Linked DNA regions of Homo sapiens: region 1 is linked to region 2. A link is a contact called in ENCODE Hi-C or POLR2A ChIA-PET data. All regions are on one chromosome and are shown on one strand. The core of a region is the stretch at or near the end of the contact, and the rest is flanking DNA. Distances in the headings are between cores, read along the strand shown. Region 1 holds the start of RPS19 (ribosomal protein S19). Region 2 holds the start of GRAMD1A (GRAM domain containing 1A).

Region 1 (6,293 bases), core at 2,789-5,288, 6.9 Mb after region 2:
TGTCATATAGTTGGAATCATACATTTGGATTGGCTTCTTTCAGTTAGTAAGGCATTTAAGGTTCCACCATATCTTTCTTTTGGCGGGGTGGAGGGGAGGGGGAGGCAGACAGGGTCCTGCTGCGGAGTGCAGTGGTGCTGGAACGCAGTGCACTTGGCTCACTGCAACCTCCGCCTCCCAGGTTCAAGCGATTCTCATGCCTCATCTTCCTGAGTAGCTGGGATTACAGGCGTGCACCACCACACCTAGCTAATTTTTGTATTTTTTTAGTAGAGACGGGATTTCGTTTTTTTGTTTTGTTTTTGTTTTGAGACGGAGTCTCGCTCTGTCTCCCAGGCTAGAGTGCAGTGGCGCAATCTCGGCTCACTGCAAACTCCGCCTCCCGGGTTCAGGCCATTCTCCTGCCTCAGCCTCCCGAGTAGCTGGGACTACAGGCGCCCACCACCTCCCCCAGCTAATGTTTTGTATTTTTAGTAGAGACGGGGTTTCACCATGTTAGCCAGGATGGTCTCCATCTCCTGACCTCGTGATCCGCCCGCCTCGGCCTCCCAAAGTGCTGGGATTACAGGCGTGAGCCACCGCGCCCGGCCTAATTTTTTGTATTTTAGTAGAGAGGGGGTTTCACCGTGTTGCCCAGGCTGGTCAAGAACTTCTAAACTCAGGCAATCTGCCCATCTCAGCCTCCCAAAGTGCTGGGATTACAGGCATGAGCCACCGCTCCCGGCCAGCTCATTTCTTTTTAGGGCTGAATAATATCCCACTGTTTGTAGGTACTACAGCCTCAACCCATTTTTAAAACTGTGTTTAAAGAGTTTATTGAGGCCGGGTGCGGTGGCTCACGCCTGTAATCCCAGCACTCCAGTGCCACTGCACTCCAGAGCAGGACCCTGTCTGCCTCCCCCTCCCCTCCACCCCGCCAAAAGAAAGATACGGGGGAACCTTAAATGCCTTACTAACTGAAAGAAGCCAATCCAAATGTATGATTCCAACTATATGACATTCTGGAAAAAGGCAAAATTGTGATGACAATAAAATGATAAAATGATAATTGGTTGTCGGCTTGGAGGGATGGAGGGATAAATGGGTGTTGTTTAGGGCAATGAAGCTATTCTCTATGAAACTGTAATGGTGGATACGTGTCATTACACATTTGCCAAAACTTGCAGAACATACAACAAGAGTGAACACTGATGTAAACTGCGGACTTTGGGTGATAATATTGTGTTCCTTGATTGTAGCAAAGGTACCACTCTGGTGTGGAATGTTGATAGAAAGGGAGGCCATCCCTGTGTGTCAGCATGGGGACTATGGGAATTCTGTACTTATACACTAAATTTACAGGCATGAGCCTGTAATCCCAGCACTCTGGGAGACCAAGGCGGGTGGATCACAAGGTCAGGAGATCAAGACCATCCTGGCTAACACGATGAAACCCCGTCTCTACTAAAAATACAAAAAATTACCCAGGCGTGGTGGCGGGAAACTGTAGTACCAGCTACTCGACAGGCTGAGGTAGGAGAATGGTGTGAACCCGGGAGGTGGAGCTTGCATGAGCAGAGATCACACCACTGCACTCCAGCCTGGGCGACAGAGCGAGACTCCGTCTCAAAAAAAAAAAAAGTTTATTGCAAAAGCTTGAGTATCTTCAGTTGTGGCTTCAAATCCGGGCTCAGGCTTTAACCTTATGTGACCCTGGACAAATGACTTGACTCTAAGGCTCAGTTGACTGGTCTATAACCACCTCACAGAGTTGTCAATTATGAACCTGTAAAAACTAACATGTACAAAAATTAACACCAGGGACACAGTGCTGAGAAACTGTGTTCTCTAAAATCACAGACTGCCAGAATTTTTAAAAATCTTTAAAATCATAACAATAGTGAAAATGGGACATCTCATTCTTACCTGGAAAGTCTAAGTCACTTTGACACAGAGAAGCAGTCATGATCTCAGAGAAGCGGTTTTTAGAGACAACATTGTACATTTATCTAAACTTTCTAATGTCCAAGGAAGCAGAATCCTGGGTCTGCTCCTCGCCCAGGCATGATGTTAGCTCCGTTGCATAAATACATGCCTGCTTTGCCTTATGTCCATCAAAACTCTGCTTTATATAAATTTTACCTAAGCTTCACTCTTCCCAAAATCCTATATTCACCCTGTCTCTTCCTTTGGTCAGGCACTCCAGAGTTCCTCTGGAGAGCTTTAAAAAAAAAAATTAAATTCAATGAAATGACTTAAATGAATTAAGTGTAAATGATTCAGAACTGGTATTAGAAATTATTAAAAGTGGGGGCCAGGCACGGTGGCTCACACCTGTAATCCCAGCATTTTGGGAGGCCAACGCAGGTGGATCACCTGAGGTCAGGAGTTCGAGACCAGCCTGGCCAACGTGGTGAAAACCCGTCTCTATAAAAATACAAAAATTAGCCAGGTGTGGTGGCAGGCACCTGTAATCCCAGCTACCTGGGAGCCTGAGGCCGGAGAATCGCTTGAACCCGGGAGGTGGAGGTTGCAGTGAACCAAGATCACATCATTGCACTCCCGCCTGGGCGACAAAGCGAGACTCCAACTCAAAAAAAATTAAATAATAATTACTTAAATTATAAAAAGTGAATATAAATTACCCAAGTACCTGGAGATTTCCAGTTAGACATGCATATATTACCCACTTTGAATACATATGGAAATATGTATGTGTTGGTTCTGGAAAAACAATTGAGATAATGAAAATATTTTCTCAAGTTTTAGAAACAGTATGAGATAGGTTTCAACAACATTCTACATGAATGTAAAACCTTGATTTAAATATATGATCTTATGCTAGAAGCATGGTTGGTTTTAATTTTTCTAACAGATACGAGTCTTGGCTTATTAATAATTAACACATTTTGCAGCCACAGTATCAGTGTGGGGTAAAATTCTAATATTTGCTCTTATGTTTTAAATTCTCAGTCTTTCCAACATAAGAAAATAGCTACACACATTTCAGTGTTTCCTTTTTGCAACAAGTTAACATAATTTTATTGGACCACGTTATTTAGTTGTTGGGCCTTGTAAGGATTAAATGAGATCATGCATGTAACACTACAGTAACAGCCACATGATAAATGTCCAAATAATATTTACCTGTGCCTGGCACAGAGCAGGCACTCAAAAAATATTTTTTAGAGCATGTGACGCGCCATGAACCAGAGGAGCCACTTTAAATGGACAAACGGGGATCTCATTTTTTTTTTTTTTTTTTAATGGTGAGACAAGCCCTGAGAAGGCAAATGGACTGCCTAAAGCTACACAGGTCAGCGGGGCAGGTAAATCTAAATTGGCAAAGTAAGGGCTGAGCGAACAGACTCCGACACTAGAAGGCAGAGCTGAACTAACTTCTGCTAAGGTCCCGCCTCTGCCGCTTTGTCCCGCCCTTATCTTCTCCCCTCCTCCAGCGCCTCATTCCCTTTTCGCTCGCCCCGGCCGTGCTGAAGCAACTTCCGCCCTGAGAAGGGTGGGGCTTCCGTCTCCCGCTCTCGCGACTCCTGGCGGTGAAGGACGGAAGATGATAGCCACATTTCTTCCTCGCCCTTCCCCTAGGTTCCCTGTCACAGTTCCGCCCTTACTACTCCCACTTCCGGCCAGGGAACAGCCACTTCCACCCGGAAAAGGGGTTGTTCCGCCGTGGGGCGCCAGCTGTGGCCCACCCATCCTGCCCCGTACTTTCGCCATCATAGTATTCTCCACCACTGTTCCTTCCAGCCACGAACGACGCAAACGAAGCCAAGTTCCCCCAGCTCCGAACAGGAGCTCTCTATCCTCTCTCTATTACACTCCGGGAGAAGGAAACGCGGGAGGAAACCCAGGCCTCCACGCGCGACCCCTTGGCCCTCCCCTTTACCTCTCCACCCCTCACTAGACACCCTCCCCTCTAGGCGGGGACGAACTTTCGCCCTGAGAGAGGCGGAGCCTCAGCGTCTACCCTCGCTCTCGCGAGCTTTCGGAACTCTCGCGAGACCCTACGCCCGACTTGTGCGCCCGGGAAACCCCGTCGTTCCCTTTCCCCTGGCTGGCAGCGCGGAGGCCGCACGGTAAGCGGGGGCTCCGAGCTGGACCGGGCGCGAGGCGGCAGGGCCGGACGCCGAAGCCTCAGAGCGCGTGCCTGAGGGCCCCGAGGCGCCCGGCGCGGGCCCGTCCCGCCCCCTAGAGCCGCGGCCACGTGCGAGCGGCAGGCCCGGACATGCCCGGTCAGCGCCGTCCGGGAACCGAGCGTGGGCCCCGGGGGGCAGCGGCGGGGTGCGTGGGGCGTCCGGAGTCCCGGGGCTGGGGAGTGGGGTCGCGCAGGATCCTCACACGCAGGGGCCGGGCTCTGTTAGTGCGATCCAGAGAGGCCGTGGGCGTCGGTGAGCTCCTTCAGACCCGCAGGAGCCGGAGCCCGGCGTTGAAGGGGCCGTGGGAAGTAACGGGGGGTACCACGGTTTAGGATGCGCTGGAGCGAAAGGATTGGGGTGGGGTCCGTGCTCTTGGCAGTCGTCTCTGCCAGGCCTGTGTTCACATGCTTGACTTTCTCCCTCAGATGCCTGGAGTTACTGTAAAAGACGTGAACCAGCAGGAGTTCGTCAGAGCTCTGGCAGCCTTCCTCAAAAAGTGAGTTTGGGGACTGAGGTTCAAAACGGGTGGAGGCTGTCGCCTTGGCCTGCCCATCTGAGCCCCAGTGTTTGCCGGTCCCTGGCAGGCGAGGCTTGTTTGGGGCCTCCGTGGCTCCTTTCAGCGTGAGGCCTGGCTTGTGTTCCGGTTCCAGCCTCTCTTTGTACTCTGGGCACAGCATAGTTGTGTTGAGGGGAGGGCATTTGGGATATGGGGTAGTTTGTGGAGATGACTGAATCGTGCTTTTCCCACTGTTTTGGTCTTAGGTCCGGGAAGCTGAAAGTCCCCGAATGGGTGGATACCGTCAAGCTGGCCAAGCACAAAGAGCTTGCTCCCTACGATGAGAACTGGTTCTACACGCGAGCTGGTGAGGAACTTAGGTCTTTGGCTGGAGAGTGGGGAGCTGGGTGACCCCTGGCACAAACCATACTTCCCTGTCTCCTCTGAGCTCTTTCCCGCCCCAAGAGGGAGAGAAACCCTTGGTTGTGTCACCACTTGCTTTGTGTGATGTGACATTCGATAACTTGGTACTCCAAGTTTTTATGACATTCTAAGAGCTTTGTGAGAGGAGGACCTGTGGCTTTGAGCCTCAGGGGAAACCAGAGACAGATGAATGTTCATATTTTGCTTACAGGTGGTTTAATCCTTTCTATATACACGGAGGCAGACTCCCTGGGTTTGGATCCATCTTTTACATCTGGCTGTGTGTCCTCTGGCAAGTTGGTTAACCTGCCTGTGCACTCTCTCATCCCCAAAATGGGACTAATTATTGTACCAGTACTAGAGTATTGCAAGGATTGAATGAATTTAAAGCAGAGTGTTTAGAACGTGTCTGTTGCACAGTAGTTATTCAGGAAAAAGCCAGTTGTCTTTACTATTGCTCAGATCATCAAGTTAGCCTTCTCCATATCTCTAACAGGCTGTTTCTAACTAAATGGTTGGAGATCTGGCCAGGTCAGTCCCTGCTTTAAATCTTGACTTCTGATCTTATGGACACCCTGCAACCTCGTGCCAGCCCCGTCTCTTTTCAATCTTCCAATAATAATTTATGTACAGTCCCTGACTAGTGTTAGTTCTCACGTGTCTTAATATTTCAGTACTCACTAAATCTTCACTTTCAGGAAGATGTAACAGGGTGGGCGGTGGCAGTGCCGTGTTATGTCAAGGTGACAGCCTTAGCACCGACCTTCACTAAGGGGCCTCGGCCTCTCCAATCTTAAACCTTCTCTCTCTGTGAAGTGGGGACTCCATCCTGACCACAACTTGTCTCCAGATAAGAAGTAGGTGGGAAGCAGGGTTTGGAAATCGGCAAAACTCCTCCATGACCCGGAAAAGAGTTGGCCTTGGTACAGGTTGCTTGGCCCTTCAGAATATGAAGCATTTTGTAGATTTGTGGTACACTTGTGCCTCAAATGTCTATTGGGGCCCACTCTTTCAGGCCATGGAGTGAGCACAGAGGACCAGCATAACTCAGCCGCGGCCTCTGAGGACTGAAAGATGAACTTGCTGAGGTGGGTCGGGTTGCTGGCATACCACCTACCCACCGTTTGTTTTAGACAGAAAATGGGGCGGATGAAGAGAAGCTGACTTCCCTGGGCGCACAGCAGTGACAAGCCCTGGAAGTTACATATCTCCTCCACCTGTCCCCCCATCTTGCTTTGGCA
Region 2 (4,132 bases), core at 1,077-3,576:
GGTGGAGGCTGCAGTGAGCCAAGATCGAGCCACTGCACCACTCCAGCCTGAGCGACAGAGCAAGACCTTGTCTCAAAAAAAAAAAAAAAAAAAAGCGCAGGAAGGAAACACACCAACTGCATGGCAGGCAGAAGGCTCCTTGGGGGGCACGGGAAGGGAAAGGAGGGATGGGGAGCCAGGCCTTTGGTTGTAAGTGTAATCATTTATTTCTTTTAAAAAAAGGACCTGAAGCAAAATGGCAAAATGTCCACATCTATTCTATATAGGTACAGGGGACATAGAGGACTGTTATATTTTCTTCCTTTTTTTTTTTTTTTTTTTTTTTGAGATGGAGTCTTGCTCTGTTGTCCAGGCTGGAGCGCAGTGGTGCGATCCTGGCTCACTGCAACTTCCACCTCCCGGGTTCAAGCAATTCTCCTGCCTCAGCTTCCTGGGTAGCTGGGATTACAGGTGCAAGCCACTACACCTGGCTAATTTTTTTGTATTTTTGATAGAGATGGGGTTTCACTCTGTTGGCCAGGCTGGTCTCGAACTCCTGATAGGTGATCCACCCTCCTTGGCCTCCCAAAGTGCTGGGATTACAGGCGTGACCCAACGCGCCTGACCTGAAATAAATATTATTTAATTAAAAAACTAAAAGCATTACACTAGAAGAAACAGACCAAAGAGAAATCTAAAGAGATCAGTTGGACAGAGGAAGGTGGTGGGAGGAGGGCCTCTCTTCCATTGGCCGGTGGGAGGCAGCAAATGTCAGATGGTGGATGGGGGTTTTAGAGGTGGGGGTTAGCATGAGAGGTAGGGCACGGCGATAGGGGGGGTGCTGTCCATGCAGAGGGAATAACCAGTGCAAAGGTCTTGGGGTAGGAGGCAGGAAGGTGCCTGGTGAGTTAGAAGAACAGCGGGTAGGCTGGATGGGGGGTGTGAGCCAGGGGGAGATGAGGAGCTGAAGTCAGAGAGCTGACAGGGGCCTTGGGTGCCAAGGTGAGGACTTTGCTTTTACCTGGAGTGAGGTACAGCTGGGGCAGGGCTCTGAGCCAGGAGGGTAGTTAACTGACTCAGGTGGTCCCAGGCTCTCTCTGGCTGCAGGTGAGAACAGACAGTAGGGGCAGGGATGGGAGCAGGGAGATCAGGCAGGAGAGGATGGAGGCTGGGCCAGGGCGTGGGCAGCGGAGGAAGAAGAGTTTAGAATGGAGCGATTGATTTTATACGTGGAGCCCACAGTTTGTGACGGATTGGATGTGGTGTGAAGGAAAAGAGAGGGTCAGAAAAGACTCTGAAGTTCTGGGCCTGCCATTCATCAAAATGGAGAAGTCAGGTGGGCTTCTTTTGCAGGAGGAGGGGAAGGGTTGATGGAGAGGGTTGGGAAGGGAGTTTTTTCAAAAGAGGCGGGGACAGCGTACCCTGGAGAGCGCTGGGGAGCCACAGCCCCGGAGCTGTGAGGTGGGACTCGCATTTCTGTGTGGTTGGGCCAGGAGTCCAGGACACCACCTGACTCTGACCTCTTGCAGACGGGGCGGGGGAGGGGGGACGCAGGTTATGGCGTCAGAGCAGGATCGAATCCAACTCTGCCGCCTACCTACCAGGTGACCCCAACAAGTCACTTCCCATCTTAGAGGCCGGGCTTCTCCTTCCGTAAAAGGACTGATTTTGCCCGTTCCTGCGCTGTCCCCGGGAAAAGCCCTTACCACCGAGTTAGTGGGACTCCCAGCACTGGGGTGATGAGCGCAAGGTCTCAGCACAGATAAGAGCCAGGGAGGCTGGATTCTGACTTGGTACTTGGCCTGGCTGACCAAAACTGGGAAGTCCCTAGAAACGGAGGCACCGGACCTCCTGGGACCAGGAACCCGGGCTCAGAGACTGGGAGAGGGAAGGAGGAGGCGGCCAACCGGCCCCACCCCTTCCCGCCAGCTTCAGGCCCCCTCCCCCATACATACACCTCGGTTTCCCAGCATCTCCAGTCCTCCCCCACCTTCGCCCCGGCTCTCAGGTTCCTCCCTGGGAGGTCCAGGAGCTTCTGGCCAGGGGCATAGTAGTTGCTAGGGACCCTTTTCTAGGTACTAGGGGAGGGGGCTCCCCAACCTGCGGGCAGGCAGCTGCCTCCACGATGTTTGGTTTTAATAAAGTCTCTTTGTTTCCTTCTCTGTCTCTCTGCCCCTCTGCTTTCCCTTCTCTGTCCAGTCCCTCTCTCCCCGGCTTCTCCCTCCTTCTAGGCCTCTGCGGCCCCTCCCCGCCTTCCCTCCCGGGCTGGGGGCGGCGCCGTGACGCGGCGGGGCGGGGGAAGGAAGGGGGTGTCGCTGACGCCGCGGCGGCCTCCGGCGGCTCCGGCCTTTTGTGCGGGCGGTTGGGTCGGGTGGGGGCGGCGGCCGCGGAAGGCCAGGCCGGTGCCCTGCGGGGACGCCCAGCGCAGCCCAGCCCCGCGCAGCCCAGCCCTGCCCTGCCCTGCCCTGCCCTGCGCCCGGGGCGCGCCCACCGCGCCGCATCCATGTTCGAGTAAGGACCGGGCGACTAGAGCTCAGGGACCGGGCGCGCGGGGGAGGCCACCGGAGGGAGGGGGCGCCGCGGGCTTGGGGAGGGGGCGGAGCGGCCGCTGCAGAGGTCGGGGGCCTCTGCACATGGCTCTGGCCGGGGCGATCGGGGTGGGGGCGGGGCAGGGGGCCCCCGGGCGAGGGGTGCAGCTGGGGAGTGGGGCGCGGACGCAGGGCAGGGCCCGGGGTCTGGGTCGCCACTGCCGGCCCGCGACGCACTGGGTTGCGGGGTTTGGCTGGGGGCCCGCGGGTTCATCTGGCGGGGAGGGCCCTCAGGCCTGGCAACCCCCTGCCTGGTAAGCCAGGGGTGAGCGCGAGGCCGAACTGGGGCTCCGGCCTGGGATGGAGACAGGATCGGGACCAGCCCAGGCCCACAGGCCGCGGAGCCCTGGGCGCGCCGGGAGTAGGCAGCCCCCTCCTGCCTGGGCCCCCTCCCACCGTCCTTGGCTGTTGCGGGTCTCGGGGCTGCCGGGGGTGGGGGCTTCCTGCGTCTCTCCAGGACCGCGTGCTTGAGGTCATGGAGGGCGGGGGGTCCTGTGTGCTCGGAATTGACTTCTTACTCCCCTTCCGGTCCAGGTGGGCGCATGTGCTTCCGACTGTGAATTGTCTTGCAAGTGTGTGTACGTGTGTCTGGGGCTGCTAGCCTGCAGCAGCTTTGGGCCTCTGATAGAGTTCCTGCGTGTAACTTAACCACTAATTCTGACCGCGGCTCTGTGTGTCACTGTAAGTTACCTGTGTGTGTCTGGGGCTCCAAATCTGTGGCTGTGAGCAGCTGGTTGTGTGCGTGTTGTGTCTCATTCCATCTGTAGCTCCCTGTGCAAATATAAATTACCCCTGTGTGTCTGAGTGTGACGTTGGAGTGTTTGTACATGTGTCTGGAGTTACCGTGTGTAGCAGCTCTGATCCTTCTTGGGCTGTGTGTGTTTTACCATTAATTCTATCTGTAGCTCCAAGCGTTGCTGTAAGTTACCAGTGTGCGTCCCATTGTGACTTAGTGGTGTGTGTACAAGTGTGCCTGGGGCTCTGGGTTCTACCATGACCCTCTGTGCCTGCATATGCCTGTAATTTAGCTCTGAAACGCTCTTCTTTTTTTTTTTTTCTTTTGAAATAGAGTCTGGCTCTGTCGCCCAGGCTAGAGTGCAGTGGCACGATCTCGGCCCACTGCAACCTCCTCCTGCTGGGTTCAAGCAATTCTCCTGCCTCAGCCTCCTGAGTAGCTGGGATTACAGGCGTGTGCCACCACGCCTGGCTAAGTTTTGTATTTTTAGTAGAGATGGGGTTTCACCATGTTGGCCAGGCTGATCTCGAACTCCTGACCTCAGGTGATCCACCCACCTCGGCCTCCCAAAGTGCTGGGATTACAGGCTTAAGCCATCGCGCCTGGCTTGAAACTCTCATTTAGCTCTGTGTGCCAATGTAAGTTACATTTGTGACATTGTTGTGTGTCTGGGGCTCTGTGAGTGTGGCTGTAACTTAATTTGATTCCATCTTTGTGTGAACATTCCCTTGTGTATTCCTTTGTGACAGTATTGAGTGGTGCCTAGGCCTCTCTGTGTACAGCTGAGACCCTCTGTGGTTTTGTGTGTGTGTGAACAGTGTGAGACCCC

The links. Hi-C counts contacts between places; a loop is a spot of excess contacts on that map. ChIA-PET counts read pairs that join two places held with the same protein, here RNA polymerase II (POLR2A). Pooled maps may share reads with other maps.
Region 1: a loop to region 2 is called in a pooled map, with 3 times the contacts of the local background. The contact joins the promoter of RPS19 here to the promoter of GRAMD1A in region 2. A Hi-C loop is called at or near these places in 1 of 168 maps with a recorded cell type or tissue (transverse colon) and 1 of 50 pooled maps. POLR2A ChIA-PET finds 5 or more read pairs at or near these places in 1 of 52 experiments (CD4-positive, alpha-beta T cell).

The regions. Positions count from the first base shown.
Region 1 is chr19:41,856,217-41,862,509 of GRCh38, forward strand. It overlaps RPS19 (ribosomal protein S19), which reads left to right and starts at 4,039. Exons shown (of 6, transcript NM_001022.4): 1 at 4,039-4,073; 2 at 4,559-4,629; 3 at 4,896-4,996. The coding sequence starts at 4,559. RefSeq lists an enhancer at 3,742-4,497 and silencers at 4,051-4,180, 4,241-4,360.
Region 2 is chr19:34,997,997-35,002,128 of GRCh38, forward strand. It overlaps GRAMD1A (GRAM domain containing 1A), which reads left to right and starts at 2,327. Exons shown (of 20, transcript NM_020895.5): 1 at 2,327-2,490. The coding sequence starts at 2,483. RefSeq lists an enhancer at 1-387 and silencers at 2,162-2,541, 2,812-2,941.